3 separate regions of the Mus musculus genome follow, and regions 1 and 3 are each linked to region 2. Evidence: chromatin loops called from intact Hi-C (ENCODE). Cell type or tissue: heart. All regions are shown on one strand. Links, peaks and the distances in the headings refer to the core of each region. The heading gives the core; the rest is flanking DNA. Region 1 has its middle 65 kb from the start of Gm23176. Region 2 has its middle 45 kb from the start of Gm25528. Region 3 has its middle 51 kb from the start of Gm23176.

Region 1 (10,799 bases), core at 1,904-9,903, 240 kb after region 2:
GCAGCCCAATCGAGTTGGTCCTGTTGGTGTGAGTACAGGTTAGGTGGCCCTGAGGGCACCTGGCTCTGCCCCTTACCAGCTGGGTGAGCTAGCCTGGATAGTGCTGGAGAGCCTGCTTTGGTGGTGTGAGTGTGGGAGAGCTGGTGGGTTGACCAGCTTAGCTACCTCCAAGACCCAGATCCTCGGCTTTGAGTTGGTCCACTCCAACATCTACCCCCCATCTATGAACTGCTGGAGTGCATGCAGGGATCAGTCCTACAGATCCAAAGCTATAGGAACTCCATGGCACAGGATAACAACAGTATATCCAGGATGAGTCCCAGTGAGGTTCCAATATTGATAGTAAAGCCAGAGGCCTTAAACTACACCGGTGACTCATTGCAATGGACATTTGCAAGTAAAATATGGACAAAAGACTGTGACACACTACAGCTTCCACAACAAAATTTTATTTTGTTTTTAGAAGGAGGTCACAAGGGCAGAGGGTGGGTTCAGAGAGACAGGGAGAGGAGAGAAACTGGGGTATGGGATGTGAAATTCACAAAGAATATGTATATGTGTATATGTATGTGTATATGCATATGTATGATGAGGACAGGGGTTGGTGTTAACTGTCTTCCTCAGTCTCTCTTTTTATTTTTTGAGACAGGGCTTTTCACTGCACCAGGAGTGAGACCACTCAGCTAGGATGGATAGTTGGCCAATGAACCAAGGGATCCTCCTGTCTCTGCCTCCCCAGCACTGGGATTACAGCATACCTCTTTGATTTTGCTTTCACGTGGATTCTGGGGTCTAAACAAGTTCTTACACTCACACACCAGGTATTTTATTAAGTCAGCCCTCTGCCCAAGCCCCCAAAGCATTCTTTTTCACCTAGCAATTTTTCTAATGTCTTTTGGAGCTCACCTTAAAAAAGAATTAAACCTTACTTATAAGATTCCAGATCTTGAATTATATGTGCCATGGTCCTGAATTACAAATAAAATCTTGGGTTTATTCAAATCCATTTTGTTTTGGAAATAAATGAAGGGCATATGTACAAATTTGGAATGTCTTCCAAATATGATTCCCAACTTCTCTCCAGAAGTCTTCAGAACTAAAGGCTCTTCCACCCCAGCTGTGAGGCTGGCAAGGCTGCTTTGTTGAGGTCTGGATACTTGACTCTGCCCCTTCAAAGGAGTCCCAAAAGAAAAAGCAATGTCTTGTTGACAATAGTCAGAGTCTGCCTTCATGCCTTTAAAACTGCTTAAAAGTGAAAGATTGGATTTATTGGGCTCTCTTGATGTCACAGAAGAATTCATCCACTTTTTCTTTTCTTCTTTTTTTTTTAAGCTAATTGTCATGACATTTCCTGTGAGATAGACTATATTCCCATTGTTTTCTGATTGAAAAAGTAAGACCCAGCTTGATTAGGGATTCGAGGTACAGTAAGGTTCTACACACATTTTCTAACCTGAGTCTTTCCTGGTCCCTGTTGTAATACAGTGTGTGTGGCAGCTCCCTCTACCTGCTGGCCAGATGATTTCAACCCTCCATCAGTTAAGGACAAGACAAAGTTTACATAATCTTTATGTGTGTGTTGTCGGGTTCACCTTTCCCAGGAAACCAACCACATTTAAAACGGGAGGCACAAACCCATAGCATTCTCAAGCCTGTAGGTTCCACCTTCAAAGCCAGTAGCCTCAGAAGACAGAAACAAACTCCTGAAACACAATACTTCTTTGACTTCTAAGTTTCCTTATGTGATAGAGTAGTGAACTGAAGCACCAGAATTTTGTTACCTTCTCTGAGGGATGAGAGTTCCCAGATTTCTTCCTGACATTTCAGAAGCCCTATACTTAAAAAAAAAAAAAAAAAGCTAGCCTGAAGGCTGGGCTGGGGAAGGCAATCAAAAGCAAAGCAGCTAAGAGCTCTGCTATATCTTCTTTCCAATCCATCAATCCATTCACTATAGAAACATTTAATTCCCTCCTCTTCCCCAGACCCCTTGCTCGCAACTGCCTGCTCCCCAGTTCATGCACACACATTGCAAGCTACATTCCGCCATGGGTTCTCCCAGCCCAGAGCAAAACAAATCAGGCAGAACCATATAATTTATTGCACCAAACTGGAATTACCCCCACCCACTTAAAAAAAAAATCTGGCTTCCTTTCAGGGTAACGGCAGCAAGGCTCTGGCAGGGCTCAGTCAACGTGGGTGATCCATGTGACATGTGGCAAAAATACAGAACTCATCAGATTTAATAAAACAAAGTTCCACACACGACTGGAAGGCTTCTCTCAACAAAGGCCTTAAGGAGTTACTGCAGGCAGTCCCCAGCTTTCAGGGGGAAACAACCCCCTCCGAGTCCAAAGCTCCTTCTAGACTCAGAAGTCTTGAAAGACCAACTGGCTGTCCCTAGCAGACAGGGGAGGTACTGGAGTCAGGAATAAATGCCAACAGTACAGATGTGTCCTTATGCAGTAAGAGAAACAGAGGATAGGCAGTGTGCCCAGCCCAGGGATGGGAATGCCTCTGCATTCCACAGCAGACAGAGGTGCCCGCTGCTGCCAACCAGTCATGGTACTCCAAGCAGTCAGCAGCTGCTTCCCCAGAGTGAACCCAAACATTGACATTGGTCTGCAGGACCAATCACTGCTAAGATTCTCCTGGGAAGCTGTGGGTGGCCTTAGTGCCTATACAACTGAAGTGCATACTTGAAACAATTTCGTTTTAGAGGCAACCACTGGGAACCCTCCAGGACAAACAAGTGCAACTGTCAGCACCTTGTCTAAGCTGGTATGCTCATCTAATCAGTAATTGTTACAGAGATAGAGAGGGAAGCAGAGAGCCAGAAACTTTGTGCCTTGGGGCACAGGAGAGCACCTTGGAACCTTGAAAGTCTGATCTTCAAACAGTAGTCACTAGTGCCACTGGCTTAAGGCCACTTGCCCAATGGCTCTACAGGATATCATTTCTGGCTTCTTGAACCACTAGTGACTCTAGTGACTGCAGTAAAAGTCACCTGTCCCCATACCAGGCACCTTTGCACAGTCCTGAAAGATATGGGCATTATCCCCTCACAGATTAGGAAACTCAACAGATAAGGAAGTAATGTGTCTTGCAGAAGATGAAATGCTAGATCCAGGTTTCAAACCCTGGGCAGTCTGGCTCCCCATGCATTCTGCCACATCTACACTGTCTTGATGGCTGATGAACACTGCACTAGATCCTGAGGTGGAAGGCCAGTCAACAGAAATGCAACCCATGTTCTAAAAAATGCACAGTGACCCAGGACGGTATGCTTGCAGGAGTTGAGATAGTCACACTTTGCTGAAGACTTGTTGTTCCATATGGTCCAGTATCTCAGGAAAGCCTTACCTCTAACACAATAGGAAAACCACTGGAGAAACTGCAGGGAACCAAGAGCACCCTTCTTCATCCATCTCACTAGGAACATTTGGGTTTGTCAGTCATTTTCCCTGAGTTCCAGTTTCAAGTCAATAAAACCCATGGGTGTTGAGATTACATATTAATATGCATATGTGTGATTGTACATATATTTATACCATATATATGTGTAATTATGTGATGAGTAAAAGTTATCACTAAACCAGAGATAATATCATAAGGTGATTTCTTTAGGGTTTTCCACACCTAAATTAAACTGATGGCATGGCCTATAAATATAGTGATAAAGGAGAAATAAATGTTATGGCTCACAGGGAGTCTGTATTTGTGGCTCCCCACTCACACAAGGGATATATTTGGAGAGAAGATGTGGCATGAAAGAGGCCTCTGGAAGACACAGAGCCCACCCAGAGTCCCAGGTCACAGAGCCCACTCAGCATCCCCTGAAGACACAAGGGTAGCCCCGCTTAAACAGTTTTCCATGCTCTGGGCCCTGAATTCAAATCTAACACTGAATGCAGGCAGGCTCATTGCTACCAACATCAATGATTCTAAGTCACCGGATCACTAAAGCCAAGGGGTGTCAGAAGCCGAAGGGGAAAGAAGGGAGTCGGAGTCACCTTATATAGTCTTAGCCCTGACCTGTCTTGACTCCTGACTGGAATCTTCATCGTGCATCACTGTCAATACCTGAGAAACACCTACCTCCATGCCTCATGATCAGGTGATTGTTTGCATATACCTCCCACATCTACAGAAAGCACCTGTAGCCTCAGTATACTTAAGAAGGATTAGAGCACTTATGTGCCTCTCTTAGAATTTTCTGAGCATTTAATGAAAGCTATTTTAGTAAGGCAGACATTTAAGATCACTGACATGTGACACAAATTCCCCTGACTTTAATTATTCTAGCCCCATGACAGCACACACTGCTTATGATTTGAACCAATTTGGCAAAGGGGTTGCTGTCACCTTGCTGTTCTTCTCTCAGAGTACTCTTTACATTTGCCAGCATCTCGCCTCCTGGGACATCTCTATGCTGCCTTATGTCCAGTGAGTTGGCTTGACCGTGGCGTTCCCCTCTGTGAAGTCGCATGGAAGGAAGGGTCTTAACTTATTGCCTACTACATACGTCTATTGTGACCAGCTGACAGAGTAACTGAATAACAGAAAAACCATCTGTAATTAGAAACCATGCAATAGCTTACTAGAGATGCTGTTTTATAGGTTTCCAAGGTTAAGTGAAAACGCCCCTGCCAGATGCTTCCTCCAATCACTTACTTGGAATTTTTGAGGTTGGAGTTGACTTTTGGATGGCGTCCATCTTGTTTTCTCAAATGCTTGCTCTACCCCAAGTTTCTGTCACCAGCTGCGCGATGGTGCCAAACATAAAGAGCATTGATTTTTTTCACATCCGTCTCCGCCACACTTAATCTCCACACCAGCCAGATGTGCTGGACTCTGCTCCTTGTTAACTATGCAAACATAGGCCATCACTGGGATAATCTGCTCCCTGATACATGTTTCTTCTAACCTGTCAGATTCTCCTTTTTCTGAATATGTGTATCATGTAGCCAATAAATAAATAAATAAATAAATAAATAAATAAATAAATAAATAAATAGAATAAAAAAGATTGAGTAAGAACCCTTACCCCTTAACCCAAAAGCCAATACTTACTGCTAAGCAGGAAGAAGTTAAACTAAAACTAAAATTTTTGGTCAGAGTTCATTTCCAACACTCTTGGGACTTTCTAAAGGAAACTCCACTCTAACCTTAGCTGTCAGCACATCAACAAAACGGTTTCCAAACTCCAAGAGAGTTTTTTTCAGAGCCTCCAGAGAACACTTAGGAGCCAGGCTCTCTCCATGTCAGCTTCCTCTGTCCGCTGGCCCTATGCTCAGGCCACTGTCCTCTGATGTCTACTGTTCTCCATCCTGGTTGTTCTCCTTCAGTCGGGATCCTGATCTCTCATTCCCCTTCTCTCTTCTCAAGCAAGTCTACCTCCAACTACTATCTGACTACTCAGCCCCAACTCCTTGTCCCAAGCAGTTTATTTTTTCCCCTTGTGACTTTAAAAAACAAGGGTCCCATTTGGAATTTAAAAAATAAAACACAAATGTTGAAATAGGGCTCAAACTCCTGACATGAGACTATGGACAATAAAGGCTAATTTGTTTATCACCTAATATGCCCCAGGCACTTGAGAAGCTCCGTGTAGTGTAACTGCCTCAGCAAGCACCAGGTCAAGGAGTTGAGGCTGATAGGAATCTTCCCAGTGTAATATGGGCAGCAAGCAACAAGTATATGCAGAGCCAGAAGCATCAGATTTCAGGGTCTATATTTTTAATTCATTCACTAAAATAATTCCTCACATTTGTTTCAGAAATACTGAAACTTCTCATAGAACAAACAAAGCAAATTAATAACAATTCATTAATACCTGATATTTTTTATGAAGCAAAGACAATGAGGCAATCTCAAATGGGAACCCTCATCTTTTATTTTTATTTTGCTAAAATACACACAGCATAAAACATACTATGTCTAACGTTTAAAAGTGACTACTTTTAAAACCACAATCTATGTTACTTATTTCATTGTATAATCTCTCCAAATCGCTTGTCCTGCACATGTAAAACTCCATCAATTTAAATGAAATAATCTTGTTCCTTTTCCTCTACTCTTGGAAATCCCTTCTTTGTGTCTTCCTGTCTTTCTTCCTGTCTTCCTTCCTTCCTTCCTTCCTTCCTTCCTTTCTTTCTTTCTTTCTTTCTTTCTTTCTTTCTTTCTTTCTTTCTTTCTCTTTCTTTCCTTCTTTCTTTCTTTTTCTTCTTTCTTTTCTAGTTTTTAATTGAAAGTATATTTTCTTCATATAATATATTCTACTTATGGTTCCCTCTCCCCAAGCTCCTCCCAGTTCCTTCTCACCTTCCCTCCCATCTGAATCCATATAATTTCTCTCCTTAGGAAACAGGCATCTAAAGAATGATAAGATAATCTAGAACAAATAAACGGAAGTAGGACTTAACAAACAAATAAACAAAAGGAAAAGAGTGATTAAAAAAAAGAGAAACATATAGACACAGACACATGTCTTTGTACACACATGTCTCCCATAAAAACACAAAACTGGAAGCCTATATATCATATATATATTATATATACATATATATTATAGATACACACATTTATACATATATGTTTGTGTGTATGTGTATATATGTGTGTATGTGTGTGTGTGTGTATATATATATATATATATATATATATATATTTATAACCTATAAGGTTAAAAATCATTTTAAAACCCTGACAAAACATTATGAGACAAAGAACCCCCAAAGATGTCACTGGATTCATGCTGCATTGGCCATCTACTGCTGGGCATGTGTCCTGCCCTTAAGAGTGGTTTGTAACCCCAGTGAGACTCTGTTGGAGAGAAATAATTTTTATTCGAGAATGTTTATCAATTGGATATGGCTTCTGGATTAGAGATTGAGGTTTGTATCCAGTTCCCCTCTCAGCACTGGGGTCCCATCTGGCTTAAACTCATTGGACATGTGCATGCTGCCATAGCCTCTGTGAGTTAGTATGTTTGTCGATCTGGTCCTGTTGATTTAGAGGGCTTTGTTTCCTTGGTGTCCTCCATCCTCTCTCGCTCTTACAATCTTTCCACCTTCTCTTCCACAGGATTCCCTGAGCCCTGAGGAGAGCAATTTGATGGGATATACCATTTGGAGTGAGTGTTCTGAGGTCCCGCACTCTCTGCACATTGTCCAGCTGTGGGTCTCTGTATTCCAATCTATTGCAGGAGGAAGCTTCTCTGATGATGGCTGAGCAAGGCACTGACCTAAGTATAGCAGAATGCTTTTAGGAATCATTTTATGGCCATGTTCCTTTAGCAAAACAGTAGCGTTTTCCCCTAGGTTCCTGATATATCTGGTCTCGAGTTCTTAGTCACCCAAGCTGTGTCAGGGATGGTTTTCATCTCATGGAGTGGACTTTAAAACCAATTGTTTGGTTACCCCAAATGCTTTGTGCCACTAGTGCACTAGTGCATCTTGCAGGCAGGTTATCATTGTAGAGCAAACAGTTTGTAGCTAGGTAGGTGTTTATCATTTCCTTCAGTAGTGGACCATGAACACTAGTCCATAGGAGTATAGGCCCCAGGTAGGAAATAGCTCAATTTCTCCATGTTAAAGGACTTGTGTAGATGTTATCTTCAGCAATAGGGCTTTACTGTTAGCTTTTAGAGAGCAGACAATGGCCTTGGCAATAGCTTGGGGCTTACAGGAGCAGAGGACCCCTTTTCTTAAAGTCCCTTGGTCATCTTGGAACTTGGTCCTATAGACAATCTCTCTCCCCTGTCCATATTCTAGCTCTTGCCACATGCCCCATGATTGCAAAATTCTGCTCCATAAAATGCTTCCAGAGCACACGGGTTCCTCCTCAAGGAATGCCTATGCATGAGTTTATTAATAAGATCAACCTGAATCAATTTGGAATCTTTGGGTCTGCTACTACTTTATGGGTTTTGGCACTTCCACTTTTAATGTTTTTTCCTAAAGGCTCTGTTATCTGTGGTCTAAGGTAGAAACACAGTCCCTTTCTACTAAAAAGGAAACTGAGTCATGAAACTAGATGCTCCCAGTTTTAATCGTCAACTTCTGAACCCAGTATAAGGAAAAACTGAAAGTTATTAAAAATATGCATTTGACTCTAACACTAAAACTGTGAGACATAACAACCATGAATGAAGAATAAAGTTTTCTGCCAAAACACCAGCATTCTCTCATTAATGCCATCTGGGGGAGTGGTTCTTTGGGATGGAAAGCGAGCGAAGTTAAGATTTGGGGAGACAATGCTGAGATTATTGGGAGAGTTGGAAGACGGGCTCAGACATGTTTTACATCCTTTGGGTAATACACAATGAGATAATATCAGTTAAGTCTGTGCAGCTTTAAAGTTTGGAGCTGAGATGGAAGGAAGGACAATGCAGAGACTGCCCCACCCAGGGATCCATCCCATAATCAACCACCAAACGCAGACACTGTTGAATATGCCAGAATATTGCTGACATGACCCTGATATAGCTGTATCATGTGAGGTTGTGCCAGTGCCTAGCAAACACAGAAGTGGATGCTCACAGTCATCTATTGGATGGAACACAGGGCCCCCAATGGAGGAGCTAGAGAAAGCACCCAAGGAGCTAAAGGGATCTGCAACCCTACAGGAGGAACAGCAATATAAAACTAACCAGTACCCCCAGAGCTCATGTCTCTAGCTGCATATGTATCAGAAGATAGACTAATCAGCCATCATTGGGAGAAGAGGCCCTTGGTCTTACAAAGATTATATGCCCCAATACAGGAGAATGCCAGGGCCAGGAAGTGGGAGTGGGTGGGTTGGGGAGCAGAGTGGGGAGAGGGTATAAGGGACTTTCAGGATAGCATTTGAAATGTAAATGAAGAAAATACCTAATAAAAAATGTTTAAATTTAAAAAAAAAGACTGTGCAGCTTTAGACTTTTCAAGATTGTTCTAAGGAAATAACCCCAGGAACACAGATTTACCTGTTTGCACAGAGGACTTACATTCTGTCACTTGATGCTGCTGTTGCACAGCTAATTCTACCTGAAGTAACTAAAGATCATGTTCTTTCTCACTTATCTAAAAATAAAACAAAAATTCCAGGGATTATGGGTGTAGAGAAATTCTGAGTTTCTAGGAATGGGCACCCTGGTGATAGTTTTAATGGACAAAAAGAGCAACTAAAATTCCACATTGTCAGAAAATAACAACCATAGGAGAAGAAGTCTGGAGTCACAGAGTCCCTGACCAGGCCTAGGGGATCTCAGAGGGGACAAGTACAGACAAGAGCACTGAATGGAGACTCAAGTTTCTAGCAGTAACTTTAACAAAGCAGCAATCAGAGATAGATGTTCTTGCTTTTGACTGTTAACCGTATTCCATGGTTCAATCCGAGGCTCTCATATCCATTAGCACCATAACAATAGTCCTGCAGTGTTGAGGTGAAGAAACAAAATCAAGGTAAAAAAATCTAGCCAAACTTCCAAACACAACCTGTTCAAGACACTAAACTGTCTTTTGAATCGGATTGTTTAATAGTTTACAGAGAGGATTAAGTGAGTTATAAAAGTAACCTATTAAGAAGAATCATCAAATGGCACTACAATTTAAAAGCCGGTCTTATGTTGTATCCCCCCCCCATTTTTTATTTATTCTTTTCTCATCTCATACAAAACATCTAGACCACACCCTCTCCTCCCAATCCCCTCTGCACATACTTATTTTCTCCCTCAGATCCACTGACCCTCCATTTCCCTTCAGAAAAGATGAGGCTTCCCAGGGATATCAACAGAAGAAAGCATGAGTTTCTGCTATATTCATAGATTGGTGCCAAGCGCAATCATCATTAGAGAGGGTCCCTCTGGCCGCTGATTGGAGCAAATGCAGAGGCACACAAACAAACATTATGTTGTGATCTTAAGTTACTATTGTATCTACAAGTCCTTTCCCTGGGAGGTTTTCACATGTCCTTTGTTCCTTAAAATTGCTAATTCTACTGTTTTACTCTAATTCCTTGAGTTAAAAATAAGCATTTTTAGAATGGTGGGTCTCTCATCCTTTTTCCTATTGATGAATAATTGAAAGGGGGAAAAAAACCTAAAAAGTATACTCCTTTGTGCTCTTTCTTGACTCCTGTATAGAGCATTTTTAGACAGGATTCTGGCATATATCACAAGACATCTTACTCAAACTGTTTTCAGCAGGAAAGGGTAATTTATTGACTGTTATCCTAGGAAAAAAAGGTGCTCACATAGCTTGAGTCGGGGCTCAAACAATGTGCCACTTTTCGATTTCCATTGCTCAGCCCTTCACCAGTGGTGTGGGTTCCAGATTTGGCCTCCAGGAAGATATAAAGATAGCATACACTACTGGACAAGGCCCCTGGCACATATATAGCAGAGGACTGCCTGGTCTGGCCTCAGTGGGAGAAGATGTGCCTAATCATCGAGAGACTTGAGGCCTCAGGGAAGTGGGGAGGGGGCTTGTTAGGGGAAGCACCCTCTCAGAGACAAGGGGGAGGAAGAATGGAATGAGGAACTGTGGGAGAGAGGATTGGGGCAGGACAATGACTGGAATGTAAATAAATAAAATAATTTAAATTAAAAATATAATAAAAACATCTCCTCAAATCTCCAAGTGCAATTAGGAGGGAGTCCACCCACCCCACAAACTTTTGGAATAGTCTCATGGGGTGTATGGACTCTTTCTGCAGTGCATGCTCACCCTTGAAGCACTCTTTGCTGATGAGGAACTGGGAAAAGCTGGCTGACTTAGAGAATCTTTGCCTACACTGGGGTCAGCCAGGTCCATGCCACA
Region 2 (10,799 bases), core at 1,592-9,591:
TTAGCAGTGCTCTCCTGTAAATCTTTAAGTGACTTATGAAAGTCCTTCTTGATGTCCTCTATCATCATCATGAGAAATGTTTTTAAATCTGGGTCTAGATTTTCGGTTGTGTTGGGGTGCCCAGGACTAGGTGGGGTGGGAGTGCTGCGTTCTGATGATGGTGAGTGGTCTTGATTTCTGTTAGTAGGATTCTTACGTTTGCCTTTCGCCATCTGGTAATCTCTGAAGCTAGCTGTTTTAGTTGTCACTGTTAAGAGCTTGTTCTTCAGGTGACTCTGTTAGCCTCTATGAGCAGACCTGGAGGGTAGCACTCTCCTTAGTTTCAGTGGGCAGAGTATTCTCTGCAGGCAAGCTCTCTTCTTGCAAGGCAGGTACCCAGATATCTGGTGTTCGAACCAGACTCCTGGCAGAAGTTGTGTTCCACTCACTAGAGGTCTTAGGATCACGTGTGGAATCCTGTGTGGGCCCTTGCGGGTGTCAGGCGACTCAGCTGGCAAGGTAGCCGGGGCTCGAGTGGAGTGGAAGGGGTTTGTGCCCCAGATCAAGCCCGGGTAGCCTGCTTCCCTATGTACCGCAGTCTCAAGTTCCACGCGATTGGATTGGGGCAGGCGCTGTGTTCCACTCACCAGAGGTCTTAGGGTCCCGTGGGGAGTCCCGTGTGGGCCCTTGCGGGTGTTGGGCAAGACTCTGCTGTCAAGGTAGCCCGGGGCTCGAGTCTCGAGTCGAGCGGAAGGGACTTGTGCCCCAGATCAGGCCCGGGTAGCCTGCTTCCCTATGTACCGCAGTCTCGAGTTCCGCGCGATTGGATTGGGGCAGGCACTGTGATCCACTCACCAGAGGTCTTAGGGTCCCGTGGGGAGTCCCGTGTGGACCCTTGCGGGTGTTGGGCAAGACTCTGCTGGCAAGGTAGCCCGGGACTCGAGTCTCGAGTCGAGCGGAAGGGACTTGTGCCCCAGATCAGGCCCGGGTAGCCTGCTTCCCTATGTACCGCAGTCTCGAGTTCCGCGCGATTGGATTGGGGCAGGCACTGTGATCCACTCACCAGAGGTCTTAGGGTCCCGTGGGGAGTCCTGTGTGGACCCTTGCGGGTGTTGGGCAATACTCTGCTGGCAAGGTAGCCCGGGGCTCGAGTCACGAGTCGAGCGGAAGGGACTTGTGCCCCAGATCAGGCCCGGGTAGCCTGCTTCCCTATGTACCGCAGTCTCAAGTTCCGCGCGATTGGATTGGGGCAGGCACTGTGATCCACTCACCAGAGGTCTTAGGGTCCCGTGGGGAGTCCCGTGTGGACCCTTGCGGGTGTTGGGCAAGACTCTGTTGGCAAGGTAGCCCGGGGCTCGAGTCTCGAGTCGAGCGGAAGGGACTTGTGCCCCAGATCAGGCCCGGGTAGCCTGCTTCACTATGTACCGCAGTCTCAAGTTCCGCGCGATTGGATTGGGGCAGGCACTGTGGTCCACTCACCGGAGGTCTTAGGGTCCCGTGGGGAGTCCCGTGTGGACCCTTGCGGGTGTTGGGCAAGACTCTGCTGGCAAGGTAGCCCGGGGCTCGAGTCTCGAGTCGAGCGGAAGGGACTTGTGCCCCATTTCAGGCCCGGGTAGCCTGCTTCCCTATGTACCGCAGTCTCAAGTTCCGCGCGATTGGATTGGGGCAGGCACTGTGGTCCACTCACCAGAGGTCTTAGGGTCCCGTGGGGAGTCCCGTGTGGACCCTTGCGGGTGTTGGGCAAGACTCTGCTGGCAAGGTAGCCCGGGGCTCGAGTCTCGAGTCGAGCGGAAGGGACTTGTGCCCCAGATCAGGCCCGGGTAGCCTGCTTCCCTATGTACCGCAGTCTCAAGTTCCGCGCGATTGGATTGGGGCAGGCACTGTGATCCACTCACCAGAGGTCTTAGGGTCCCGTGGGGAGTCCCGTGTGGACCCTTGCGGGTGTTGGGCAAGACTCTGCTGGCAAGGTAGCCCGGGGCTCGAGTCTCGAGTCGAGCGGAAGGGACTTGTGCCCCAGATCAGGCCCGGGTAGCCTGCTTCCCTATGTACCGCAGTCTCAAGTTCCGCGCGATTGGATTGGGGCAGGCACTGTGGTCCACTCACCGGAGGTCTTAGGGTCCCGTGGGGAGTCCCGTGTGGGCCCTTGCGGGTGTTGGGCAAGACTCTGCTGGCAAGGTAGCCCGGGGCTCGAGTCTCGAGTCGAGCGGAAGGGACTTGTGCCCCAGATCAGGCCCGGGTAGCCTGCTTCCCTATGTACCGCAGTCTCGAGTTCCGCGCGATTGGATTGGGGCAGGCACTGTGATCCACTCACCAGAGGTCAGAGCACTCTCTGCAGGCAAGCTCTCCTCTTGCAGGGAAGGTGCCCAGATATCTGGCGTTTGAACTTGCCTCCTGTCAGAAGTTGTGTTTCACTCACCAGAGGTCCTAAGATCCCGTGGAGAGTGCTCTGTGTACCTTGGGGGTGTCTGCTGACTCCTTGCCCAAGGTGACCCTGTGCTGGGGCTGACCGGAAGGGGAGTTGTGATTTTTTAAGGAGTCCAATTTCATTTGAATTTGTCACTATACTTTGCAGAATTGAAGTCTAATACTCCTACAAATTTGGGATTTTTATATGATTATAACTATTGTTTACTCTGAATTGAATTTCCCACTGAGGAATTCTGATTTTTCTGGCTTACTTTCTCCTTGATCTCTAAGATTAAAAAAATTCCTATTAAATAACAGTACTATTGATTGATGTTAACAAAATATACCCAGTTTTTCAAATATCCATCCAACTTATATCTTGAGAGATTTATTGGTAATTCAGAAAAATAAGATACAGTGGACTTAAATGATGAATTAATGAGAGGTCTCTTGGATTGTTCAAATGTTGTTCATTTAAACATTGTTTGCAGGTTTTCTAGCATATATAGCTTTTCCTTATATTTCATTCCTTCTCGAGATGAAGAAATGTTTGTGTTAATTTATGGGTAACATATGTAATAAAATGCTAAACTTCTATTTCAAACAACCCCCTGAAGTATAACAGTTCAGATATAAGGAGAAATTTCTTCTTTACATAAGTTCCAGAAAAAAAAATGTGTGTGGTTGGCATATAAGTTCTTTTTTTTTTTTTAAGTACTAATACAGGAACTCAGACTCTTTCCTCAATGTTCTATCCCATATATCACATCTAGGGAAAACCATGCATACTTGCCTTGAGCCACTGCAGGGAGAAACAGTGTGTCATAAGATTCTGTATGGCATGTCAGCACTGGGAATTAAATCAAGGTTCCCTGGAAGATCAGTCTAACCACTAAGCCATCTCTGCATCACCAATAGTTTGTTGTAATTTGTTTTTCAAGATAAGATAATTTTGTGTAGCTTCGTCTTTCCTGAACTAGCTCTATAGACCAGGCTACCCTTGAACTCAGAGGCTCTTTTGCTTCCTAAGTACTGTGTGCTAGGAGACACATTTCCAATAAATAAGAAAATAAAGACTGGGCCTCACTCAGTAGATGACCCTGCCTGAGTTCTGGGATTAAAGCCCAGCTGATATTTAACATATTTGGAAGGAACAAGCCATTAGTACTACCTGGTTTTAAATGTAGTCTCTTAAAAAATTAAGGCATGCTTCATAAATTTGTTCTTTCTAATGTTATTGAAACTTCATAGGCAAGTCTAAAAAATAGAAATATCACTTCTATTTACATTCTGATTTTTGGAATTCAGTCACATGATCACATTTACCTAAAAAGAAGACTGGGAGATAAAATTCGATCAGTAGGTCCAGGAAGAAAAGAATGGGGTTTTGGTCTTAATGATCCTTCAAAGTCATTCAGCTTGGGCTCAGGTCGTGGCTTTGCACTGGATTCCTTCACCATGATTTGTGCTTTAATTTCCGTGTCTCTTAAGGGATAATAAAACCTATTTTAATGATCATTGTTCAACTTAAATGGAATAATGAAATAGTACATGATTAATACAAATACACAGTATAGCTAGTTTAATCTGAAAGCCTAAAGATACATTAGGTTTCATAATTAGCTATTTGTGGAATTGTATAACTTTCTTAGTTCCCAGAAACTTTTGAATCCCCTCTGTGATATTTCAATGCTTTAATATAGTCTCATGAATGCAAATGGAGATCATATTTTATACTTACCTAACAACCTACTTGAGCCTGAAAAGAACATAAGAAATTAGATCTTAATACACACAAGGGTTGAGGAAGTTAAGATCTACACATGGGAGAACCAACGTGGACTGTTACATGCCACATGAACATCAACTCAAAGTGGATGATATGTAAAACCTGAAGCTATAGGGCTACTACAGAAAAGATATTAAAAAGAACAAGGTCTCAGCATTCTTTGAGACCAGTGGTTCTCAACCGTTCTAATGCTGCAGCCCCTTTTAACAGAGTTCCTCAGGTTGTGCTGACACCCAAGCATAAAATGACTGTCATTACTACTTCATAAATGTAATTTGGCTACTGTTATGAATCATAATGTGAACATTTTTAGGAGACAGAGGTTTGCCAAAGGGGTTGCAACCCACAGGTTGAGAACGGCTGCTCTAAACAATGCTGTGAGACCAACAGAAGCTCATAGGAAGGTTAGCAGGATTGGAGAGGTTTTGATACAAAGATACAACATTTCTGTTAGAGGGGAGAAGGCAACTAAGGAGATCTGTTGTACAGCAGATGCCCATAGTAATGTTTATTTGAAAAAATTTTAAAGAAAGGATATTAAATGTGTGTGTGTGTGTGTGTGTGTGTGGTGAGTGCACACAAGTGTTAGTACCTGTGACCGTGTGTTCAGATCAAAGGCAAACGCTGGGTATATCTATATCAGTCTCCATCTTATTCCTGTAAGAGCATCTCTCAGTGAATCAGGAGGTAGGCTGGTGGTCAGCCACCTTCATCAAACCTCTTGTCTATTCTCCCCAGGACTAGGGTTACAGGCAAACTTCCATGCCCAGCTTTTTATAGGCCCCGTGATCTGAATCCAAGAATCTATGCATTAAAAACAAAACGCCAAAAACAGCCAGCAAGAAATTTTAAAATTATGAGCCAGATTTTAAGCATTTTAACCATCAAAGAAAATATTTGAGGGTCGAGAGAGATGGCTCCATGATTAATAGCACTGGCCGTTCTTCCAGAGGACCTGAGTTTGATTCCCAGCTCTGGCACCTCACAATCATCTATAACTCCAGTTTCAGCAATTAGACTCCCTCTTTTGTCCTCCATGGGCACCAGGCATGCATGTGGTGCACAGATATACATGCAATCAAAACAATCAAATATATGAAATAAAATAAAATAAAATAAAAACCAAAAAAACAAGTTACTTGAGTGTTGATTCAGTCAGTATCTTGATACGAACAGTTGAAAAAGTATACCTATATCAAAACATCACATTTCAGGTTGTAAATACAGTTTCATTTGAACATACATACTATGCTATAATAAAGTTGAATAGGGAGAGAAATGTTATAGATTTTTAATATGTCTCTATGATTCTTCAGGTTTTAAGAGATTCTTCATAGTTCTTGGGGAAACTTTCTTCTTCCTATTTTCCAGTTTTTGTTTGGTGAATCTATGTAACTGGGGGGGGGGGGCATATAATAACTACAATTCAATTCAGCCTTAGTGATGGCTTTCAAATCCTGCTACCACAAGGGGATTAAACTCTCAAAATCCTCTTCAAAAGTCAAAAGGTTGCCAGTCTTATCTATTAAACCCTCATGTAAATCCAGGTTCAGAAAAACATTTTGCCATTTTGAAATTAGAAGTCACCCAAGTCCCGAAATCCTAGAGCAAACCATACATATTGTGTCCTCTTCGTTTCCCCAGATAGGTTTTATCCTTTGTGTTTCCTCCATTTCATTTTGTACCAGCAGCCATGGGATTTCTGCCAGAAATGAACTCAGCCACTTCCCTGGGAATGTTGTCCGGTTGCTAATTTCAGTGCCGGAACTGTGTTCCCGTGCATTCTGGCCTGTTTCCATGCATGCCTCCACTGGAGGAAAGGCTCTGACAGTTCTGAGGATAATGGTAAACACATGTAGCCAATACTGCTCAAGTCCTTCAGAGCCAGAAAGCATTAGTAGGTACTTCAGTCGCTGGCAACAGAAAATCAATGTAAGGGACTCACTCCATCAGGCACCCAGGAAAAAAACACATGGGGATACCCAGTGCACAAGACGGACTTTTCTTCTTTCATTTTTCCTTCCTTCCTTCCTTCCTTCCTTCCTTCCTTCCTTCCTTCCTTCCTTCCTTCCTCCCTCCCTCCCTCCCTCCCTTCCTTCCTTCCTTCCTTCCTTTCTTCCTTCCTTCCTTCCTTCATCATTGAGTAGTTGTAAATGTAAATCAGAGTATTATAGCAACCTATTCCAAACTTTAAAACTGCAGGGGAAGAATCCGAATTGAGAGACAAGAATGTTTCAACTTGTTTATTTTGGAGAATACTCCCATTTCAAGTGAGGCCTCATGATGCTTAAGTGTGCATGAGGACTTAGACTTCCCTGAGTACCCAGGGGACAAATTACACATGATGTCATTGCCTGGGAGATTTCTCAAACTACCAAATTCATCAGTCATGCTGTCAATGTTAAGGAGATAGAAAAGAAAGAAAAAAAACTTAAAGATATATTATCACTGTATGGGAATAAATACTGGTTTCTCATTGGAGGCATTTCTTCAATATCGTTTAATTCCAGAGAAATTTAAGAAAGCTCTCTTAACACAGTGGAATTCCCAGCAGGTCTGCTCCTGTTACCATTATTTCAAGAATGGTAAAGATATTACAACCCAATGGAAAATAAGGATAAAATGAAGAATACTGTGAGTAGTACTTTATTTGCTACATAATTTGAGCTATCTGATTATTATTCTTATTCTGTATTATATTTTGATGATTACAGGAAAGGATTTCCTTCTAAACATATTGCACCTGGGTTGTTATCTAGGCTATTAAATTAATACAGGAATTCTCAGCCTCCTTTGCATTTCTTCTGGACCATCCAGTTCAATAGCAGTCTCCTCATTTACCGAGACAACGATCCTTCTTCATCCCTTACATTCTGTTTTTGTTCCTCTGCTCTCTTGTTGATCAGAATTCCTTAACCAGAGTTGAGGAAGCTTTCTTGTATGGTATCTTCAAGATAGACTAATATGTGTCGACTCCTAAACAGAGACTTACCCATCCCAGACTCAGAACAAAACTGCAGAGACTCACTGTAAAGAAATTCAAAGAGGTATTGCTTAGATCAAGGTGAATTTTACTTGACTACAATTCAATGTGATATCAAAGTTATCTGCTGCCTTATTCACTGCAGGCTAGCTTAGTGTAAATAAAGAGACCAACACCACTGGGTCTATTAAATCGATGATACAAATGAGCCAAAGCATGACTGGAATTCCAAAGTCAAACAAATTCTCCACATTCACAAATGGGCTGGCGAGCAAGCTTTAGAGACACACTGTCATTGCCCAACAGATACTTATATCCAGCTTCCCCAGTGTCTCACCACTGCCATTGAGGATCGGATAGAGGCTGTTGGGGTAGGAGGGCTAGCTGCACTGAGGACTTAACAGCACCTCTTGCTATCATTCAAGTGGATAACCGCAATACTTGCAGGCGTTGCCATCTGTTCCTGGGAGATAGGTTACAAAGCTGGCTATAGCTGCAAAACACCAAATCTGTCTTTTGTGACCTGGGCCCTGGCCTTCTCCAAACTGTGAGGGTGGAGGCTCAAATGCTTGACTGTTGGAAGAGGAAAGGAAGACTGTGGACTATGTCCTGTTGGTCATTCTCAAAACAAATATCAAGTAAACAACACACAGACACTTTGTGACCACAATGAAAATACATGCTTTGCCCAGAGTAGAAACATTCAGGAGATTATCTGAACCCACTAGTCTAATTATTGAACCCTGCATCTCTTTGAAGCTTTACATAAATAGACACTACTGTAGGTAGGACAATAGAAACTGCCCCAGAGTATTTTTTCTTGTCACAGAGCTGGACACCCTATAAGATAAATTGACCATGAGTTCATTACTCATATCATGGGTGAGGAAATGAAAAACAGAAATGTTAGGTGACTTCTCCAGATCAAATCTGGGCCTCTGTCTGCTAGAGAGTCAGTTAATGACTAATGGGATATGCTTATGCCATTAAATAGCAAATCATTATCTTCATTTTGCAATTGAGTCGGGGACTCGAGTGTGTTGGCTGACCCAATCCTCCGTGGGGACTCCGTGACTCTCAGTGGACACTCCTCAGCCATGCTGTGGTGACATGTTCTCAACAAGTACGGTGAGAATTGCGCTTAATTCTATCTCCTTTAAGCACCCACAGTTTGGATCCGGTTGGAAGGAAAGGCATTGTTTTCCTCTCTGTGACAGTGCCTTGAAGAACTTCTTGAACTCATTTAGCCGTCGTTGCCCCAGATCCTCTTGTTTTGTTTCTGACATCATCAGATTTTGATCAAAGCACTCACAAAAACTAGAAATGCGAAGAGCAGCAGAGCATACTGTGGGTCAGCTGCTGGGAGCCAACAGATTAAACAAACGTAAGGGTTTATCACAGGCCGGGGCAACCAAACCAGCGGTTGCAACGTTAACAAATCTTTAAATAATTTCAAGTCTTCTGTCTTGTTTTGTTTCTACTGTACATTATAAAGTGAAACTGGATTCATCATAGATTAATAAACTCTTTCAGAGGCCTAAGACTACCAAAAGGTTTTATCATCCTACATTGAATTCCGTTTATTGAAAGTAATGAATATGTATAAATGAATAATTTATGAATGAGCTTCTTCACTGGCTTGAAGTGATTCCAGCTTGTTTTATACATTGCCATAGAATCATGTCCCATTTAAGCATTTAACCCTATTTGTACAGATTTTATGATATAATATGTCTGTATGAGTGACACATGCTTTCTTTAAATAAAACAGGGAAGAAACTAACTAGCAACCATGAATACTTTTCACCTCTTAGGAAGGGTAATGGTAATTTGAAGATTTATCTATTTATTTGTTTGTTTGTTTTTTTAATGTATATGAGAACACTGTTGTTTTCTTCAGATACACCAGAAGAGGGTATCTGATTGCATTACAGATGGTTGTGAGCCACCATGTGGTTGCTGAGAATTGAACTCAGGATCTTTGGAAGAAGAGTCAGTGCTCTTAAACACTGAGCCATCTCTCCAGCCTGAAGATATTTTAATATAGTGTCATTGCTGTGTGTTATCATTTATATTTGCTTTTCTTTTGTTTTATTTTAAAACTACTTTCCTTTTACTTTGAGATTATAATATAATTATAGATTTTCACCCTTCCCTTTTTTCCCTCCAAATTCTCCCATACATGCCTCCCTGATCTTCTTCAAATTCATGGCCTCCTTTTCATTATTTATTATAGATTGCACACACACTAGTTCTGTCACATACATGATCTCATGTAAACACATCACTTACTTTCACTGATCTTAGAACTTTATAAGTGGATTATCATTCAAAATCTGGTAGTTTGTGGATTTTTTTTCTCAACTGCTTTCTTTCTTTGTGGTTAAGTTTCACCCATACATACATGTTCATTTTGGAATGATGGTATACACTGCCTTTTTACTTTATTGTCAGTGAACACATGGATTGCTCATTGCTTCACCAGTCTCAGCCATGTCACTAAGAACATTTCTTGTAAAACTGTTGCCTACAAAGAATTCCTGAGCATCTATTTTGAGGTCTGAAGATGTTAGGTTATATAGAGTATGAGCCCTCAAGTTTAAAGGATGTTGAAAATTTCACAGTGACTGCAGGAATTGATGCAGACACTGGCAAGAGGTAAGATTTTGCCTTCACCCATGTTCCTTCCAGTGTTTGTTAGTGGTGGCCATTTTCGTGGCACTAAGAGGCAGATCAATTTGGCCTTGAGCTATATTTTCTTAGCCACTAGAAGGCTTGGCATCTCCATACGAGCTCACTCACCAGTACTGTTTCTTCTTCTCTGAGGATTTTGCTTTTCCCTGAAGTTTATTAGAACTCTCAACCTTATTTGTTGGAAGAAAAAGCCTTCCCCATTGGTTTATGACATTTCCTTTATTATATGTTTCTCTACATACTGGAGTCTGTTTCAAAGTTATCCACTGTGTTTCATTGATCTGTCAATTCTTTGCCAATAGCATGTGGCTTTAATCACCAGGGTCCTATATTATATTTTACTATATAGTAGTGTGAGTCTGACTTCAATATTCCCTTTGTTTGAGATTTTATAAGCCATTCTCATCTCGATTTTTATTACCTAGCTCAATGTTAGAATCATTTTGTTAAGCTAAAAAGGTTTTAAATTTTGATTGGCAAATACAAATTCATTTTTAATGCTGAGTCCCTTTATTCAGAAACATCTCCTATCTTTCAAATTATTTTTATGGTTTCTTCCATAAAAGTCACATTACTGTTAGATTTTCCTGGCTATTTCAAGCTTTAGTTCATTGTGGGTAGTAGCACTTTCTAGCTGGTTACTGATCACACGAGAAATGTTATTTGGGATATTTGTTTTGCTCTCTGTTATTTTGGTGAATTGTTCTCCTCATTTTAAGAAATTTTAGTCTCATTTCTTTAGATCTAGTTTATATTTTCAGGTACATAAGATCCCTCCCCTGTCTTGAGTCTCATCTCTTATTCCCTGGTGTAATCTTAGCCAGAGTCTCAAAGTCAACTTGTAGCCACAGCAACACTGAGCAAGTTCTTGAGCAGTGGAGCTGCGCAGGCTGCTCTTTGCCTGGATGTGCGGTGTTAGCTACAGGCTTAGTGCAGACACCTTTGAAT
Region 3 (10,799 bases), core at 1,453-9,452, 230 kb after region 2:
TCAGCGGTGACTTTATAAATACGTGGTCATGCACGTGACTACAAAACTCCAGTTGTGATCCTCAAGAGAAGTATAGCTGTGACTGAGATCTTATAATTTTTCAGATCCTGCCCGCAGTGCAGGAAATGCTGCTTAAACGCTGTGCTTGACTTCCTTACAGCGCTTCAGGGCCTGTTTAAGACTTAGGACTCTTCGTCTTTCAAACCAATTTTAAGTGACTGAACAGTAGTGACAGGATATGGTACTGAAACTGGAGGTTTTAATAAGAACATAATTCCATAATAATGAGATATCTGTGCTTTCAACATTATTACTGTTCCCTTTATTTATATTTTTAGTTAAATCTTACTTTAAATACTGGCAATACTGCAACCAATGAAGTTCATTCAAGGAGTAATTATTGCTATTGAAAAACAGTGAAATTGTGATGCTCATGTTCCATTTTCAAAAGGATGTATACATATATTATTAATTTAGATTTTGGGAGTTGTTTGGTTTTTTTTTTGGGGGGGTTGTTTGTTTGTTTTTTGTTTTTTGGGTTTTTTGTTTTTTGTTTTTTGGGGGTTTGTTTGTTTTTGGTTGGTTGGTTTTTGTTTTGAGAGGGGTTGGGCTTTTTCTGAGATACAGTTTGCAACTCACTCTGCAAACCAGAATGGCTTCAAATTTGTGGCCCTTCCCCTATACTGCCTCCCAATGATGGAATTACAATCAGTGGACACAATCATGACTGGCTAGATTTAGACTTCTTTTTAAGTCTGGCTGTTTTTAGACTTAAAAGAATGATAATGGACATGATTTTTAATAATTTTTGGCTGCTTGTAAGGAGATAAGGTCATTATATCCAATCTTGCTGGGCTTAAAGAAAAGCAGTTGTTAAATGAAATACAATAAGAATATTTAGAAACTTTAAGAACTAAGAATGGAAAGTAAGTTCCGTGAAAGGATGGATTAATCTGGGCTATCCAAGGTCAAACTGTAGCTAGAAGTAGTTGGACAGCCTAGGCCAGGGTTGTGTGTTTGAATGCTACATATACTGACCTTAGCATAGGGCTATGGTAAAGGAGAGGCCAGGAAGACATTTCAAAACTCCTGTCAAGAGTCATACTTGCCGCCTTGGGCGAAAACCAGCAACAGTTTGCAGGAGGAACAGAGCACCGCACATACTCTAATGGGGGGCAAGGGGGACACTTGTAACCATAACCACGGGCTTTCACAGATCTTTTCATTTCGGCTCCGGCTGGAGCTGAGGTGAGAGCTGCAGCCCGTAATGTCAAGGCAGGGAACGGTTGCCCTCAAATCAAACCCAAGGAGATTTTTCTATTGTGTAAGAAGAGGGGGAGAATTCATCAAGGTAAGAGGCAACTTGGTTTAATTATGGGTCTTTTAATGTCTTTTCATAATCAGTTAATAAATACCTAGACAATAAAATCGAATTTAAGCTTTTAATAGGCCACGTTGGCTTGAACCTAAACAACTGGAATTATCGGCTCCAAGCATTGTGCGACGAAGGGCTCCCTGTTCTGTGCCAGGAGAAACAAGGCTAGCCAAGGGTGTTTTTTCTCCGTGCCTCCCCATAATAAACGCTTGTAATATCCCCCCCCTTTCTGGCGAGTAGGACGCAGATCTTATTTATCACAGTGTGAGACACACCTGGCACATGGATCAGGAAACAGCTGTTTTACTTCATTTCTGTCATCACCTTCCAACAGATTTCTTTCACATTCCAATTTGGACCGGAGGACTCGACTTTTTCTCCATAAGTTCTCCATTAACAGATTCACAGCAGAAGGCGCCATTGGTCCGTTTCCTCTCACAGCAATTAATTACCCAGAGCGGCGTGTTTTGACTGAGAAGGCAGCAGGCTGCAAGTCACCAGCCTTTACACGCCTCTGTGAGCGACGTCTTCATCCTCAGCACCAGGCATTTTGCGCCTTCCGAAGTAGTGAGCCACTGTGCAAGACAGCTAGTTCCTCCTCGCCAGGCCAAGTCCATCCTAGGGCCAAGGATGCTGTCCCAGTGCTAAGCTCCACTCGCCTAGACTTCCTCCCAGGTTCGGCCAGATGAAAGGCACCTTTGCTTTCCGAATTAGTGAAGAGCCATCAGACTTGGTCTGAGGTCTGTGAGCTATGGCCCAATAAACCTTGAAAAGCTTGAATTACACTATAACCCACAAAAATTTTCAAATTAAAAAGGCATATTTAGAGGCCCCCCGCGGATAGTGATTTTATTTAGTTTAATTCCCTCTTGTGGCCAATTCTGTAGACACCCCTGAACACGGGCCTACACTCCCAGGGGAAGAAAAAGGAGGTTAGCTTCGGATCTGGGGGAGCAGAGGCAGTACATCATTCCTCAAACAGAGAGAAAGTATTTCCCCGGCTGTTCTGTGAGGAGCCGTCTTTCGAAATCAATGAAAATGTATGTAAGACAGAGTTTAAGTTCATTCCGCTTCAGTGTCCTAAAGTCATTTTTCAGAGTTTTTCCCCCAGCTTCTGCCTAATTCACCCTTAACGAATTGTCAAGTCGGAGAATTAAAGTTATAAATTTCTGCCCTGAGAACCCAGACTACACGTTCAGCTAGCTCCCTTCAATCATCTTCCCGTCTGAAGGACTTCTTTGGCTGCGCAGGCGCGGTTTGCGTTTGGTTTTTAATGAAGTGACTTGTACACCTCGTGAGCACTTTCTTATCTCCTCTTTACACAGAGCTCTGCTTGACCCAACAGACCCCTGCTCCCAAACTTGTTTCAAACTTCTCTCCATGCTCATGACTGCTCTCTCCATCAGAATTGCAAAACTTGCCCCGTTCTCATCTGGTGGCAAGCTCCGTGTGCACCATATGAGAAAGGAGTTAATAAAATGCACATTGGAAATATAAAACAAGGTCAGGGGCGACGGTTTGGCTGAAGGTCTTTCTTTAAATGTGGAAAACAAAAGAACAAGATTGTTTTAGCAGTTGCAGCTGTCAGGAATAGGCAGCCGAAGTCCCAGCTACCTGTTCACGGGACCCTCGGAACCACGGGTCGTCTCTCTAACCCAAGCCTCTCTCTGAAGGATTGGCGTCCCACTTTGGAAAGGCTAGGTGGAGACAGAAGGAAGTCCCCATTCTGCCCCTAAAAGGGCCACAGAGATTGAAGGAACAAAGCAGTGAATGAAATCAAAATCAAGCCGTGGGTGCTCGAGCCTGCACAAAACTCCAGGCCCCGGAACTGACTGGAAGTCCCCAGTAATGAATGGCGTTACTGTGTGTGCTGTGAAACCCACCCGGATCGGATGCTTGTAGGTAGTAGGTTTTTAAAAGTAAGTGCTTAAAACAAAAATTCTGCGGTTGGGTCCATCAGATGCCAACCGAACTGGAAGAAAGAAAACATTGTCAGCAAGCAACTGCTTGCCACATAAGACCTCGAGCATACCACTAGGCAGACTTGCTTTCCTATTGTACTGACTGGTTACTTTGGCAATACTTAAGAGTGGAAAGCGCACAGTGAAACTCCATCAGGAGAACGTTATCATTTTCAAATGAAGATGAAAGAGAAAGCACTTAATAACTATGTCAGAGTTGATGATAATAGCCCACAAGCCCATTAATATGTGAGCATAAATTGGTTTATCAGAGTAGCCATGGCCCAACAAAATAGAAGACTTCATAGCCTTGATAAAGGACAAGACCGGGTCATCCAAACAGGAAAAGAGGGGCTTGCAGAGACAGACTGTGAGTGGGGGCAGGAGAGCCATTAGGACCATCAAAGCATCCACAGGCACCACTCCAACCAGACACCACCTCACCCCTCTCTAGTTTGAGTAACTTTCCCCCTTGAACCTTGGCTTCCTTGTTTGTAGAAGAAAAAAATGATAATTTCAGTGAAAAATATCAGAGTACAGAGCATTTGGCTAACACCCACAAGGGAGCAAAAGGGAAATCTGAGATAGCCACACACGCTTGCACAGCTCCTGCCTGCTTCACCTTGGGTGAACCACCTCTCAGCATTGTGCACTGGAGATGAAGTTGTCTCAGGAAAAGGTCATCTTTTAGTGGGAGTTGCCTATACTAGTTAAGAAAAAAATCCAGGCCCATAGGAACTGAAACTCCACTCATGTAAGATAGATGAAATGTAGGAAGAACCTCCACCCTGCCTTTTCCCTATCTTGCATTTTGACCTTCCCAGGTCAGAACATATCCCAAGCATTCCCCACCACAGTTACTGCTCAGGTGTGAGCTCTGCAGCAGCAGCACACAGGAAACTGCTGTAAGTGCAGAGTTTAGGGCTGGAGGTGTGGCTCTGCTGGAGGGCAATTAGCCAACACTTGCAAAGCCCTAGGTTCAGTTACCAGCACTAGAAGAAGGGAGGGAGGAAGTAGCATTAAGTAAGATTCTGGAATAATTCAGAGACCATTCTTATAGACTTTTAAAATCTTGGGTCAATTAGACAAGAACTTCTGAGATCAGAATCCAGAATTGTTTGTGGGTTTTTTTTTTTAATTTGCTTGTTTGTTTGTTTTAACAGAGTCTAATGTAGTCTAAGCTACCTTTGAAATTGCTTTGCAATCCAAACTGCCCTTAAATTTCTGATTTCCCGCCCCCCCCCTCCTAAGTGCTGGGATTGCACGTGTGTACCACTCTGTCTGGCCATCAATGCCTTTGAAACCTTTCTAGATCATTCTGATGTGCTACCAAGTTTCAGAACTCTATTATCAAAGGTAAAATGTAACCAAAAAACACAGACTAGAAAAGGCAACTATTCTTGAACTAGATCTCTTGAGAGAAACATAGTTAAGGAAAGGGAACAAAGATATTTTCATGTTTACAAAGTACTCATACACTTCACGAGTACCAAGAGTGCCCGGGTGGGCAGACCATTTATTGGTATTAGGCACCGTGTTTATTGTTGCTGCCTATTTTCCAGTGATTTTAGAACTCAGTAGGGGAGGTGTTGTGGCTTTGAAAGGACTATTTTTATAATAGAATTGTTTTTACTTAAAGGTTTATGTAACATGCTGTACTACTAAACAGTAAATAAAAACCACTGATAAACCCCAGGTCCCCCACAGGTAGCTTGGCACATCCTTAATTATCCAGTTTATGAGCAAATCGCCGCCTCAGCTTTGGCTTTCAGCTTGTTAGGTGCATGTGTGCATGCGCCGACAGGTTACATGCAACATCCCCTGCGGTTTTAGTGTTTAAATAAGATTGTCAAAATATGGAAAGGCAGGGGAGAAGCTGTAAACAAAAACTGGCTGAGATTTGGATTGGAATCTTGGTTTTGGGGGGTTTGTTTATAGCAAAAACTCTGTGTGTGTGTGTGTGTATGTGTGTGTGTGTGTGTGTGTTCACATTAGAGCACAGTCAAAGGTAGAGAGGCCTGAAAGGTTGCTAATGACTGCTGCATGGCTGCGGAATACATGGAGTTATATCCATCCAGCTGTTATATTGGGGTTTTGATGAAAGTCAAAATGGCTGGCGCTCCCTCATTCTCTCACTCACACGCTCTGCCCCCTCTCTCTATCTGTCTCTCTCTTCTATGTATCTCTCTCTCTCCTGTCTCTCTGTTTCTCTTTGTCTCTGTCTCTCTCTTTTATCTCTGTCTCTTTCTCTCCTGTCTGTCTCTTTCTTTCTGTCTCTCTCTTTCTCTCTGTCTCTCTCTTTCTGTCTCTCTATCTCTCTCACTGTCTCTGTCTCTCTCTCTCTCACACACACACACATACACGCACGCACACACACACACACACACACACACACACACACACACACAAAGTCCCTCTGTGCTATAGCCTACTTTCCCTGCCAAGCAAAAATTGCTTTTAAGCAATTAAACCTTCCCAGAGGAAAATCATTTTTTACTTTGTCATTCAAATCAAAGATAAACAACAATCAGATAGCATCAGGTAGCTTTTGTTCTGTTTTATTCTGTGACTGTTGTACAAATGAGTTCCTTTGATTCCTTTGAGTGTTTGCAGCCCTTTCTAACCTGAGAACCCTTAGAATACAGTTTTTCTGGGGGCCTCAAGCTCACAGCACCCTGCAGACTCTTCCGATGGGCGCCCTCTGGCGTCAGCGCCTTCAATCTACCCTGCTAGTCTGGAAAGTGAATCCCTCTGCTGGTTCACTTGAAAGCTTGGGGAGACCAGCTAAGATCCAGGTAGAAAAAGAAGTCACACCAGTTTCTTAAGGAATCGCCCCTTCTTGGAAAATTTCATGAATTAGCTTGATGAGTGTGAGAATCGTTTTTTAAAACATCATTTCCAAGGCCATGATACCTTTCTTGTATGAGAACCAGTATGGGCATCACCGGGCTCTCCCCACATCCCCGGGCCATGGGCTCAGACTGTTTCCACAAGGTATCCAAGTATCACAAACCATTGCAAGCCCCTGCATCCGGTATTGATTAAGCAATGTCTGGAGCTGGCAAACATTATTAATATATAGAATGCTAGAGAGATTGATTGCGCTACTTTCATTTTTCTTCTTCCTGCCAGCCCCCTACAGGAGAAAGCCCTGCAGCTGTTCCGAATCCCATTGCCAGAGCCATATTATAGCTTGTTTTGATGTTTCACCAGCAAATCCTGTGCCTCATACAGGGACAAGGCAACGAGAACATCCCAAGTTCCAACTGGAGGCCACGGCACAATCACTCTGTCAGGTACTGTTGGTAAGTCAGGATCATAAAAGATAATAAACTCTCTCCCATCTTTTATGACGGCACACAGAGATCAAACATTTTCCAAACCAGAGCACAAAGCCCCTAGGACCAGTTCTCCCTGACAGATGTTCATCTGCTATCTTAGTACTGACGTGTTACTTAATTTATTGACCCACCGAGAAAAGGAAATACAAAGACCCAAGAAATCTGGTATTGTACAATCCATGAGCCTTGATATAAACTGGAGACTCAGTGGCATGTTTTAGGAACTATCTAAATAGTGTTCTTTTACTGTTTTTTTTTCCCTCAATATTTAAACAAATAAAAACAGGACACAGAAAATGAGTTAGACAAAAAAAAGCTTTTGTTATTTTTATTTATCTTTTCTTCGATGGATCAGCATTTGTAATGGTTTATGATATCACTAACCACAAAATCCCTGATTTGCCCTAGGTTTCTTAGGTTGATTAATTATGAGGTGAAATAGAGGCTGTGGGAGGGGTGCTGTTACATACTTTGGCCTTTCTCACTTGAATCAGTTCTGCAGAGCTAGACAGAGCATGGTGAGGGAGAACCAGGATAATGGACTAAGTCTTGAACCAAATGAAGCCCCACATCCAGTAGTGTTAAAAGCCTGCCTTTGGGCAGATCCAGCAGACCATATTCTGCTTACACAGCCTCAGTCCTTCTCTTTGATAGCCCATGTCCCAGGCGGACTGGATAAAATGATGGTTTCTCTTTCTACGTCTGTGACTTTGCTCATAAAGGTCTTGCTCAGATGTACAAATAAAAATCCTATAAGAAACAGGCAAGATCAATTGCTGCTTCCTCTAATTATCATGCGCCTTTGTGGGAGTCACCCCAGAGATCAACTGAGAGTCTGACTCTCCTTCTACACATTTCCTTGAATGAAGCATCAAATATTAAACATCTTTTGGCCTCATCCATCTCTTCTGTGTGTTATAACAGGAATGGAATTATACCTTGTGGTGATTAGTATTACTTGCACACCAAAGAGAATTTGGAATCACCTGAGGGGTGAGCCTCTGGAGATAACAGGGGGTAGTGGGTATCATGACTGCATCAACAGAGGAGGGAAGACACCTACTGTGAGTGGTACCACTCCTTGGCTGGGATCCCAGACTGTATAAATGGAGAAGGGCAACTGAGCAGTGACTTTTGTTTATCACTCACTACTTTCTGATTGTGGCTATGATCTGACAAGCTACTTTAGGCTCGGGCTGCCTTGATTTTCCTGCTATGATAGGTTACAACCTTGGTGAGCCAAAATAAAAATTTCCTTCCCCGAGTTGCTTTTGTCAGAGTTACATCACTAAGACACCAAGGAAAAATAACTCAGCTGCCTCTAACGTTACATAAATGTTTGTTTATTCATTTTATTTATAGATACCATACTCATCTTTGGAGTTCTCTCCTCCAAAGCCTTCTATGTTTTCACTTAGACTAAAAATAAAGACCAACTTCATTCCATTCAAACCCCTTCAAATGCATGCCTACACATCTTTTGAATGGATCCTAAACTATTCCAACCTGTTAAAAAAAATCACCTGTCAAATTACTTCCTTTCTGTCTCCACCACATTCTGCCACTGACCCCAGCTGCCCCTAACTTCCTCACCCAGACCCACACACCTCCACTGGCTATGGGTTTCAACACAGCACTGCCTTTCTTCTCTGTGAAACTTTCACAAGTGACTGTCTTCAGAGATCTTTAAAGGTGCATAATGTCTGATATGTCTTCTAGACAATCCTTAGAAATCTTCATTACTATCAACTGACAATGTAATTTTGAAGTTATGAATTGTGTTTCCTTCACTATTAAACTTCTCACTGGTCCATGCAGCACTCATCAAATGTTTGTATCACTTCTCTTTAAATTACACTACAGCACAGTGCCTGGTGTGTCAAAGCAAAACGTTATTCCACCTTAGGTTCCAGGAGAAGTGATTTGCCTGTCATGAATATTCAAGACTTCTTATTGTTTAATAAGGATGTCTATTTTTAAAAGTTAATGACTTATAAGAAATCACAGCTTCACAACACACACATCTGCACATACATAATTAAAATCGCAATTCTCATTTTTAACTTCTAACCATCTTTTGCAGGGTGCAACCTAATATTTGCCACGTTATTTCAACTTATTAAAAAATAGTCACCACATCCAAGCAGTAGTTTTTATAATCTACAAGTAAGACAGAACCAACTCAATGGTCACTGTTGAAAAGACATCAACTTTAGAAGTGGATAGCTAATAAAGAAATCCCAAAAGTTTATAAAGATAGATTCTTTTTGCTACCTTATATGTCCAAGATTACAGAGCACAAAAACAAAGAGACAGACTTCCATGAAAAACAGACTTGAAAACTTCAAAGTGATTCAGTGAGTTAGAAGAGTCAGAATATGAAGAATAACTAGACTCTACTCTAAAGAGAGAGTAAAAGAGCTTCAGACATTCACAAAGGTTGTGATAGAATATCTGAAAAACACAGAGAAAAAGAAAGGTGACACAGGACAAGTAAGTAAAACTAGACAGAAGGACAGCTCTGTGGCCCCCTGTCTGAAGGAGGAAAGGAGGAGATCAGAAGCCCCAGTGCAAAGAAACTGCAAGTCACCCCACCAGGACAAGCCTTCAGACATATTAAACCCAGTCATGGGCTTTGGTGAGATACTGGTTCCTCTAGGAGATAGACCAGTGGGAAGGAATCCTATTTTGTCCTTCTGAACATCTCTGAGAGCAGTGAACCATCTTGACACTGAACTTGTGTTTCTCACTGAGTGACCATAAGATCCTGAGAGCAGAGAACAACCAACCACAAGTCGTAAAACCTGAATCGAACCGTCCACATCCCTAGGATTACAGGCCATTGTAAAGAGTGGGCAGGCTCAACACTAGCAAGCTAAAATGTTCAGGTGGCAGAAAACTCAGCTCAGAGACAAGGAAAGTGATGTCATCCTCAGGGTCTGGGGCAGATCTCAACAACTCAAAGTAGCCCTGGAGTGCCATACCTAAGCCTGAGGTTAATATGTGAATCAACTTCTGGAGCCACCTGTCAGACACCCACTGCATAGCGGTCTGAATGGTCTAAAGTCCCAGACTTTGTTTACTTGATGTTCACAGCTGCATCCTTCCAACAGGCTCACTGCCATTTAGAAGCCTTGAAAGCCGTCTTCCTCCTATAGGGATCTCCGTGTCATGGTTGCTTCCCACACTCCCAACACATTGGGGAGACATTCCCACCTAGAGCATTAACTACCCCAAGGGGTATGATCAGAGGGTTCTTGGTCAGGTCAGAAAACCTGCCCAGCTCACAGACTATAAAGCTAAGAGTAAGTAGAAGCCCGAGGTACACGAAGGAGGGAAGCTACTAAAACAAAGGCATCTCTGATTGGCATTGGCCAGTTGTCCATTACAGAATCAGTACCACAGCACACATGGGAATGACATGACTCCATACGCACACTCAACTGCTACCACCCACTCATGTAGCTAGCAGGCCCTAATTTTCAAGGACATACAGAAAGGCTGCTCCAACATTTAGTTTTTTTGCCTTTTAAAATTGCCCCTTTATGGACTGAAGGAGCTGAAGCGGAGTTGCAGCCCCATAGAAGGAGCAACAGTGCCAACAGGCCATACCCCTCCCCCACCCGGAGCTCCTGGGGACTGGATGGGCCAACCAAAGAATACACATGGAGGGACCCATGGTGCTGGCCACATATGTGGCAGAGGATGGCCTTGCTGGATATCAGTGGGAGGAGAGGCCCTTGGGCCGGAGCCCCAATTGGCTCGATGCCCCAGTGAAGGAGAATGCCAGGAGAGGAAGACAAGAGTGGGCAGGTGGGTGGGGGAGCACCCTCATAGAGGCAGGGGGAGGAGGAATGGGATGGGGGAGGCTTCTGAAGGGGCACCTGAAAAGGGGAAAACATTTAAAATGTAAATAAAGAAAATACCCAATAAAAAAAGAAAAAACTAAAATTAAATAAATATTGCCCCTTTTTGTCTTTTTATAACACTTTTGGCAGTGTTTTTATGTGATCAAGCTTTTAAATTTCTTGTTATAATCTTTTATTCTCCATTCATTCATCAAATATTATTTATGCATGCTTTTTCATTTTGTACAGTGTATTCATTACTTTTCTGTTGTAG

The links. Hi-C counts contacts between places; a loop is a spot of excess contacts. Peaks named below come from ENCODE experiments on the same cell type or tissue, not always from the same donor. Only the 100,000 strongest peaks of a DNase experiment are listed, where the experiment ranks them.
Region 1: a loop joins it to region 2, with 2.3 times the contacts of the local background. A loop is called at or near these places in 3 of 42 quality-filtered maps.
Region 3: a loop joins it to region 2, with 2.6 times the contacts of the local background. A loop is called at or near these places in 3 of 42 quality-filtered maps.

Annotation. Positions count from the first base shown.
Region 1 is chr9:88,080,866-88,091,664 of GRCm38, forward strand. No RefSeq gene overlaps it. Among named protein-coding and RNA genes, the nearest start is that of Gm23176, 65 kb to the left of the region's middle. In heart, for the core only: no CTCF peak of the experiment used is centred there; DNase peaks (open chromatin) are centred at 2,456, 4,726 and 5,256; H3K27me3 peaks cover 2,828 bases.
Region 2 is chr9:87,838,150-87,848,948 of GRCm38, forward strand. No RefSeq gene overlaps it. Among named protein-coding and RNA genes, the nearest start is that of Gm25528, 45 kb to the right of the region's middle. In heart, for the core only: no CTCF peak of the experiment used is centred there; a DNase peak (open chromatin) is centred at 5,942; H3K27me3 peaks cover 3,489 bases.
Region 3 is chr9:88,067,331-88,078,129 of GRCm38, forward strand. No RefSeq gene overlaps it. Among named protein-coding and RNA genes, the nearest start is that of Gm23176, 51 kb to the left of the region's middle. In heart, for the core only: a CTCF peak has its summit at 6,056 (motif pointing left); a DNase peak (open chromatin) is centred at 1,791; H3K27me3 peaks cover 4,822 bases.